Regions from separate parts of the Homo sapiens genome. Here all the other regions are linked to region 2. A link is a contact called in ENCODE Hi-C or POLR2A ChIA-PET data. All regions are on one chromosome and are shown on one strand. Each heading gives the region's core, a stretch centred on a gene start or an enhancer-like site at or near the end of the contact. The rest is flanking DNA. Distances are from core to core; before and after follow the strand shown.

What was found. Hi-C counts contacts between places; a loop is a spot of excess contacts on that map. ChIA-PET counts read pairs that join two places held with the same protein, here RNA polymerase II (POLR2A). Pooled maps may share reads with other maps.
Region 1: a loop to region 2 is called in a map of natural killer cell, with 13 times the contacts of the local background. The contact joins the promoter of ERMP1 here to the promoter of PUM3 in region 2. A Hi-C loop is called at or near these places in 2 of 168 maps with a recorded cell type or tissue (naive thymus-derived CD4-positive, alpha-beta T cell and natural killer cell) and 7 of 50 pooled maps. POLR2A ChIA-PET finds 5 or more read pairs at or near these places in 1 of 52 experiments (PC-9).
Region 3: a map of CD8-positive, alpha-beta T cell shows a loop between it and region 2 (16-fold over the local background). The contact joins the promoter of PLGRKT here to the promoter of PUM3 in region 2. A Hi-C loop is called at or near these places in 1 of 168 maps with a recorded cell type or tissue (CD8-positive, alpha-beta T cell) and 11 of 50 pooled maps.

Annotation. Positions count from the first base shown.
Region 1 is chr9:5,831,681-5,834,410 of GRCh38, forward strand. It overlaps ERMP1 (endoplasmic reticulum metallopeptidase 1), which reads right to left and starts at 1,437. Exons shown (of 15, transcript NM_024896.3): 1 at 1,010-1,437. The coding sequence starts at 1,347. RefSeq lists silencers at 1,004-1,223, 1,304-1,523.
Region 2 is chr9:2,842,771-2,845,523 of GRCh38, forward strand. PUM3 (pumilio RNA binding family member 3) reads right to left here and starts at 1,325. Exons shown (of 18, transcript NM_014878.5): 1 at 1,275-1,325. RefSeq lists enhancers at 354-915, 1,299-1,593, 1,417-1,656.
Region 3 is chr9:5,436,675-5,439,614 of GRCh38, forward strand. PLGRKT (plasminogen receptor with a C-terminal lysine) reads right to left here and starts at 1,251. Exons shown (of 6, transcript NM_018465.4): 1 at 1,115-1,251; 2 at 1-20. RefSeq lists enhancers at 553-1,752, 808-897, 2,458-2,617.

The DNA.
Region 1 (2,730 bases), core at 187-2,686, 3.0 Mb after region 2:
GATTCTGGGTTAATGACTTTAAGTAGCAGAAACCAATGAGCAAAAATAATCAAGTCAAGAGGTTAAATAAGGCGGGCGGGGGAAACTTTTGATGGACCTAGCCCTCCTAGCATACACCCAAGGTCTAATAACTTCAATTCAGGCCAAAACCAACTGTACCCCTAATGAAAACAAAACTGTTTTTGTCTTTTCACTGCATTCCAAGTGGGGAAAGCTGGAAGTGGGGGTGGGAGACGTTTCAGAAAGTCCTTAATAAGCTTGCAACACTTTGCATTCTAGCAAAAACTTTTTAGAACACAGTAGCTGTTGAAAACTTGACGCCAGCTTAACACTTCATGAGCTTTGACACACCTGGGTTACAATATCTTTGACTTAATCACCTTTCCTAGCATTCTTAAAGGTCTTAAAAAAAAAAAAAAAAGTCAAACCTTACACAGTCACTAATCCAAGGGGCCTAAAGATAAACTGCAGGGATCTGAGAATTTATCAGACTGCATACCAAATTTTGACTGGGCGGTGTTCCAGAAAGAGTTTCTATAGCCTTCAGATGTGGGGGCTGTAACCCTCAGAAAGTTAGAACAGTGCACTAGCGCCTTCCAAAACTCCCCGCCCCCAAAGCGAATTTATACAACAGTCTAGGTACACAAATTTCCATCTGGAAAGCAGAAGGGCTAAGCAAGGTAAAAAGGGGAAGCTGTTCCAGAATATGGGGAGACGACTCACAACCAACCATCTGCACGAAGGGCAGACAGTGGAAAGCAGGTTCAATCTACCTGGCAACCCCAATCTGCACCACGAGCTTAACCGGGGACAGGCAAGCCCCAAGTCCCGGCAATTCAGACCCCAGAAGAAGGACAAGCAAGGTCACCCCACCCCACGTGCAGCCTGGGAGGGGTCAGCGAGTCCCAGCGGTCCGGCAGGGGCGGGTGCACACAGGTGCGGTGCCCCGGAGCCTGCGCAGGAGCCGCAAACGGACGCGCGGGCCGTGCCAGGAGGGAGCGGCCGGTACCTGGCTTGGAGCGCGTCGAACTCCCCGCGGTGTCCAGCGGCCCCGCGTAGCACGAGCTGCTGCAGCGAGAGCTGCACCAGCGTCCGCAGCGCGATCAGGTAGAGCGCGAGCCCCAGCGCGGCGCGCACCTCAGACAGCCCGGTCCCCGCGCCCCTGCTCGCGCCGCCGCTACCCCCGGGGCTCCTCTTCCGCGTCCTCCCGCCGCCGCTGCACCCATCCACCAGAGGCTCCTGCGCTCGGGCCTCCCTCTCCGGCGGTGGCGCGGCCGCCGCTCCCTCTCGACGCTCTACTCCGACGCGGTGCCGCCTCACAGCAGCCGACTCAGAACCCCACTCCATGGCCACGAGCCTCAGCTGCCAGCCCAACCGCCCCAACCCGCGACAGCCCCGGCCGCCGCCGACGCCGCCGTCGCTGCCGCAGCGCCTCCTAGTGAGCGGACGGAAACTGCAGAGGGCCAAACTTCTTCTGATTGGCCCGTCCCGCCGCGCCAAGACCCAGCTTCTTTGGCAGTTCTCGGGTGCACACAGCTGCAGGGCCGACCCAGCAGCGGGTGGTGGATATGCCGTCTCCCGCAGGGCTTTTCCAGCCCTCTGTAGGACGGAGATTGCCAAATGTAAAGACACCTAAAAACCCAAAACGAGAAAAATGAGAGATCGCTTTTGAAAGAACACACAAGGCTCTTACAGTGCATCAGGCAGATGAAAAAAGCAATGACCTGGCTTTCGTAAGGAAGGAATATTAGAACATCAGGCTCCAAAAAAGTGGGTTCCTGGCTCTTAAAATTAGAAATAAGATTACGCAGAGGAGGCCCGGCCTATTGCTTTCACATGCATAATCTAATCAGATCTTCATAACTCAGCAACTTAATCTGTGCTATTACTGTCTCCATTTAACAGATAAAGAAAAATAATGGCTATTATTTATTGAATACCTGCTATGAGCTAAGCGCTAGGTCAAGTCCTTTAATACATCATCTTATTTAATTATCTTTAACAATACTTAAAAGGAAATATCTTTGTTCCCATTTTATAACCTGAGAAACGTAGAGATAACAGATGAAGAATGTAAATCTAATTTCATGGGCTCCCAAAACAGCATTCTGTTCCACTACTACATTAGCACTCTGCAAGTGAAGGTTCAGAAAGGCCATTCTTCACTTGACGACTCTCTGGGGCGGTTAAGCAGCAGAGCCTTGGTTTCAGTGCAGATCCTAGTGATTATCTAGTCTTCTTCCAGCTTGCCGGTACCCATGAGCCTCTCTGCTCCAAGGTTTTTTGTCCCTAGCTTGGAGTTGCTACATTAGCATGAGCATTAACCTAGAGACCAACTGGGAGAGCACACTGCCGGATTTTGACTTAGCACATATGTCAGATTTCATACAATGCCCTATAGTCCTGCTCTTGCCCACCTCTCAGGCTCCTCTGACACCAGGATGCTTCTTATTTCCAGCTCTCCAGCCACACTGGCCTCTTTCAAAGACTTCCTGCACGCATCTTTCCTTCTACAATAGGATCTTCTCACATGCTGTTTGAATTACCTGGAGTGTTCTTCTCTCTCCTCATTGTCTTTTTAACTCCTAGTTATCCTTTAAATCTCAGATTAAGTGGTACTTCCTCAAGCAAGAATCTCCTAATTTAATTAAGCTTGCTTCCCCTATTTGTAGGATCTCACAGCACCATGTTTGCATGTGACTATTTCATAACTTCCTCATTAGACTGTAA
Region 2 (2,753 bases), core at 75-2,574:
ACCTTACCCTTAATATGTCCAAAACATAATTCTCTATGTTGTTCTTTATGTTATTGTTGTTTGCCCCACAAACAACAATATACTATTTTTCCCTGCCCTATCGTCCTCCATCTCAGCCAATGGCACATCATCTACTTTACTGCTCAAGTAAGAAATCTGAGTTACCCTTGACATTTTCCTCTCTACTCTGCCACGCTGAACCATAAGTTAGTTCTCTTAAATGTCCCTTACGTCACCACCCTAATGCAAACTATTACCAATACAATCTCTTGAGCTTCCAAATGTAATACATTTTCTAAAGAGAACCAGGGCCTATTCATGATTCTCACTTGCTTACAAGTCTTCAATGTTTTCTACACATGGTAATAGGAACGGAAATGTTTTCCTATTGTACAGAAAAAAAAATTCCCCATCATGACCTTCAAGGCCCTACAGAACCTAGTTCCACTCTATCCGGCTAACTTTATCTTGTACTCTAACTATACTCCTTCCTAGCTCCCATCTCAGGAACTTAGCCCATTATCGCCTCTGCTTGAAGTACTCCCTGAGCTTCCAAATCTCCGTTTAAAGATCACTTCTTCAGACTCCACTATCTGCCAACTCAGCATCCAGTTCGTTTCCTCCCAGCACTTAGAATCTGCGTACATTCAGGCAAACCGCCTAGCACTGGAGTTGGGGTTTGTGAAGTAGCACAGACAGGCTGATCAGGCCGAGCACGGGCTGGGATTCCGGAGTGAAGCTAGTCCACTCTAACCCGGCACGCAGGGCAACGTGGTGGGAGAGAGGTCGGAGTCCCGCCCTTCTTTTTTTTTTTTTTTTTTTTTTTGAGACGGAGTCTTGCTCTGTCTCCCAGGCTGGAGTGTAGTGGCACGATCTTGGCTCACTGCAAGCTCCGCCTCCCGGGTTCACGCCATTCTCCTGCCTCAGCCTCCCAAGTAGCTGGGACCACAGGCGCCCGCCACCATGCCCGGCTAATTTTTTGTAGTTTTAGTAGAGACGGGGTTTCACCGTGTTAGCCAGGATGGTCTCGATCTCCTGACCTTGTGATCCGCCCGCCTCGGCCTCCCAAAGTGCTGGGATTACAGGCGTGAGCCACCGCGCCCGGCCAGTCCCGCCCTTCTTGCCAGGCTCCAGTCAGTCCCAAACTCCTAGCCCAGAAAGAGGCCAGAGGAGACTGCCCAGTGGACAACAGCCCCGAGAGACCTTCCCGACTTCCAGCGCCCGGCAGGGTGCGAACCCCTCCCAAGAGCGACCGCTGAGCCTGCCACACTCACCGCACACGTGGGACCGAGACAGCTCGCGCAGCGGATCCCGACCGCCTCTCCGCTTCCGCTTCCTTGCCTTGCTCCGCCCCCGGGCCGCTTTTTTTCATCTTCCGCGGCGGATCAGGGACTAAGAGGTGGAGCTTCCCAGAGAATACAAAAATTCGGAATTTCTATTGGTCCGCTGCTGTTATGCCTCCTCTTGAGGCGCGAGGATTTTGGCCCTTGCAAGAATCCGTCGGGCGGAGGACGCGACAACGGCCACGGGAAATGACGTCATTAACCCTGTGGCTTCCGTGCTGGAAAGAGAGGGAGAGCTCTTGCGAGGCAGAACAGGCTGCTGAAGGACAGACCTGGCTGGCGCGGTTAATAAGAGGCCTGCATCCCGTAGCCTGAACAAATATTGAAGTAGCTAAAGTTTCTAAAGTGTGTTAATTTGCATACTTCCTCAGCAGTCCAGCGTGGAGGATAAAAGGGGTATCTTGTGAGTCGATTTGAATTGTAATCCCGTTTTTTTCACTTGCTAGCTGTGTGGCTCTGGGAAAATTACAGTTTTTATGAGCTTTGGCTTCCTGATCAATAAAATAGAAATAATTAAGTGATACGTGCAAAGCGCTTAGCATGGAACGCTCTCAATAAATGTTTGCCATTTTTAGTGTCTGCTCGTGCCTGGAAACTGCTGTTATTCCATTTTATACTTCAGGAAATAAGATTGTGGTTAGGATATATGCCCCATTTTCCAGATGAAGAAACTGACACCACAAACTTGCTCGTGTCAAGCAACAGAATTTTATTCTTTAACTGTTCTAGAGGCAAGAATTCCAAAATCAAGCTGTTGGCAGAGCCCTGCACCTTTTGAAGGCTCTAGGGGAGAATGCTTTGCTTCTTCAGCTTCTAACGGTTCCAGGCGGTCCGTGGCCTCTTGTTGCATGACTCCAATCTCGGCCTGTCTTCTAATGGCCTTCTCCTGTGCCTGTGCCACTTCTCTGTGTGTTTTTAGGACACTGAACATTGAATTTAGAGTCCACGGGGATAATCCAAGATCATCTCATCTGGAGGTCCTTAATCACATCTGCAAAGGCCCTTTTCCCAAATAAGGTCACTTTCACATGTCCTGGGAGTTAGGACATAGACATATCTTTTGGAGACTATTCAACCCACTGCATCTGTAAAGTTGAGGAACTGGCACTTGATCCCTGGTGCCAGACTTCAGATTTTACTGTCTTCCAACTTACTCCGTTTTCTGGCCACTAAGGAGTTAGAGTTGAAACTGGTAATTTAGTAGACTGTATGCTTCTTGATGACAGGGGCCATCATTACTTTCCAGGCACTTATCTCACTATGCAGCACATAGATACTTGATAAGTTCTTGTCGTCTACCTTAACTGTTACTAGTTTACATTTCAGCTCATTTAAATCTCATAAGAACGTTTTAAATAGGTCTTTTCTCATTTTACAGAGAAAGGCAAAACATAGTAGCTTTGGTCCAGT
Region 3 (2,940 bases), core at 1-2,500, 2.6 Mb after region 2:
TTCCTTATGGGAAACCACACCTGAGAATAAATAAATGCATCACACCTTGTAAATTTCACCCTGGAGTTCAGTATTTTCAACATTCTTTCCTTTCCCAACTTCCCCATTCCTGGCAAAGTCATTTCCCAAAGTCTGGGAATATTCCGTAGGGTGTCCAGAACACTTTCAGCTATCTCCTCTTGCTCACAAAATATGTATCAGAAAATAAGCAAAATTGACCTTGCAATAGGGATAACTTTGATTTCACTCACTTGTATAAGTTAAGTCTTTTAAAAATTCTAACACTTTTCACCAGGGGTAAAAAAAAATGTCTTGCTACTTATACAATTTTAAACATCACTGTGTCTCAGAGTGATGTTTTGCAGAGAATGCTGATTTCAATCCCTCTGTCTTCATTTTCCCTTTGATTCCTTCTGAGATCTTGGAAGGGGTCTTTAATGCTTCAGCCCTGCCTCAGGTGAGCTATAGATTACTATGGGAAGGTGTATTTCTGGGGAGGAGAAGTGGTGCCTGCAAGTTCCAGACAACCTTTCTTCCGGTCACCCGTGAGTACCTAGATTTGATTTTACTTGGGGGGACATAAAAAATTAATTGCATGAATTCTGTCATCGGGATTACCACGCTGACTTATTTCCCGATCAGATGACACATTGCCTGAATGTATGACTGATCGTCTCACCACAGTCATTTTCAATATTTGCATCCCATTGAAATTAAGCCACATCCCCTTGCAAATTCCAGCCCAGAGCCCACAGCTTCCGGAGGTTTTCTGTAATTAACACCGCCCTTGCTCCCTGAGGCCAGTTACTGTAATTTAGGTATTCCCCGCAATAGTGTGCTGATTTCTGTTGAGAGCACTGTGCCTGTTTTTCTCAACTCTATTTTAAAGCTACGGAGAGATCCGGAGTCCACGCCAGGCGACAAGAACGCGCTCTAATGGAACGAAGTTGGCAATACCTATCAGCACCAGGGGCAGTGCGAGAGCCAAGAGCCGGCGCTCACGAGGAGCGGGCGCCCAGCGCTGCCTGGCAAGCCCGGAGCCCAGGAGATCGCGCTGACTGACATGGCCGGGCTGACCCTTCTCCCCACCCGCCTGCGGCCGGTGTTCACTCACTGGGCGGCGCTGGTGCCGGGACCAGGCGACCGGTACGCAAACCTCCAGGCCCGGGCTCCTTTCGCCCGCTGCAGGGACCGGGCCTCGCTCCGCCCAGCGTCGGGATTGGCGCCCAGACACAGTAGATGACGCACCTCAGCCAATTCGCGCAGCCCTCAGCTTCTTTAAAGAGCCGGCACTTCCGCCAGAAGCCGGGTGTGTCCTTCCGGGCCAGGCTCAGTGTTACCAGAGGTGGGAGGGGAAGGTCAAAAGAGGCAAATTCAAAGCCGCGGCGACTCAGCTGCCAGATTTTTGAGATGAGGCAGAGGAAGCGGAGTGGAATTCTCAATTAAAGGCCTCTGTCCCCTCATCTGTTAAATTGGCACTATTAAAAAGTCATAAAGATAAGACAGAAACGAGAAAGAAGAGAATTGACTGAAATTACCCATTCTTTTTTGAACAGAGCCGTCTTTCTCCCCTGCTGCTCAGAGAGATGTCGGTCTCGCCTCAACCTCACCAGCAATTTCTATCTTGAATAAGCCACGTCTCTCTCCCAGCCTGAGAGAATGCTTGAATTGTTGGCACTCTGTTCTTTGCTACCAAATGGCTTGGAAAAATAGCATGAACGTCACCAGTCTCTGGCCTTCAGGAAAGTCCCTGCTAACCACCACAGCGGTGGAGAAGGCGTCTAACTTTCTCCAGGCTCAGCGTGTGAGTGCACACCGCCCTGACCTCCTGGGCGCGTCTTGATGCTCTCAACAGCAGCCCTCAGGATTCTGGACTGTGGGTCCCACATTCCAGATACCATTTGTGGAATGGCTGGATGAGAAAATTGCAACAGCACCCTCATTTCCAGTTAAGGGAATGGGCGGGTTACCAGGAGGTTTGACACTCTTGAAGGGAGGTTAACAACTGATGCAAGAAGTAAGGAATCGTGTTTGAGTGCACAGACTCTAGCATAAACACACCTACCTTCAATTTCTAGCTCTGTCACTGTCACTCTGAATTTATCACCTCTGCAACAGGACTAAAGCCATCTAATTTATTGGATTGTGAGGACTAAAAGATAATATATGTGGGCATTTAGCACAGTGTCGGGCACATAGTTCGCCTTCCGTAACCAGTAGTAACCAGTAACAGCGGGGAGCTGTTAGTAACTATAGGGCTGAGGGGTGGGGGAAGGAAGCAGTTACTAAAACCAGGCGAGAGCGAGAGCGGTAGCTGTGGCTGTACGAGAGAGTAACCAACTGGAACCGTGTCGTTCAGTAGAGGAAAGCAAGCAATGCCAACTTTTCACCAAGTAAGGTGAGATTCTATAGTTGTAGCCAGTGCTGAGACGTCAGCCCAAAGCAGGGACAGAGTGGAGAAGACCCACCTCTCTGTTCTCCCAGCTCTGATATCCAGCTGGGGTCTTCCGCTGGCTGGATCCACCAGGAAGCCAGAAGACAGTGGAGCTAGGTCTGTGTAGTCTGTAGAGGTCAGCCTACTAGGCACAATGCCTGGAGGGAGAAATAGAAAATATCCAGCACACCATTTCTTTTTTTTGTTTGTTTTTACACTTTAAGCTCTAGGGTACATGTGCACAACGTGCAGGTTTGTTACCTATGTATACATGTGCCGTGTTGGTGTGTTGCACCCATTAAGTTGTCATTTACATTAGGTGTATCTCCTAATGCTATCCCTCCCCCCTCCCCCCACCCCACAACAGGCCCCGGTGTGTGATGTCCCCCTTCCTGTGTCCAAGTGTTCTCATTGTTCAATTCCCACCTATGAGTGAGAACATGCGGTGTTTGGTTTTTTGTCCTTGCGATAGTTTGCTGAGAATGATGGTTTCCAGCTTCATCCAC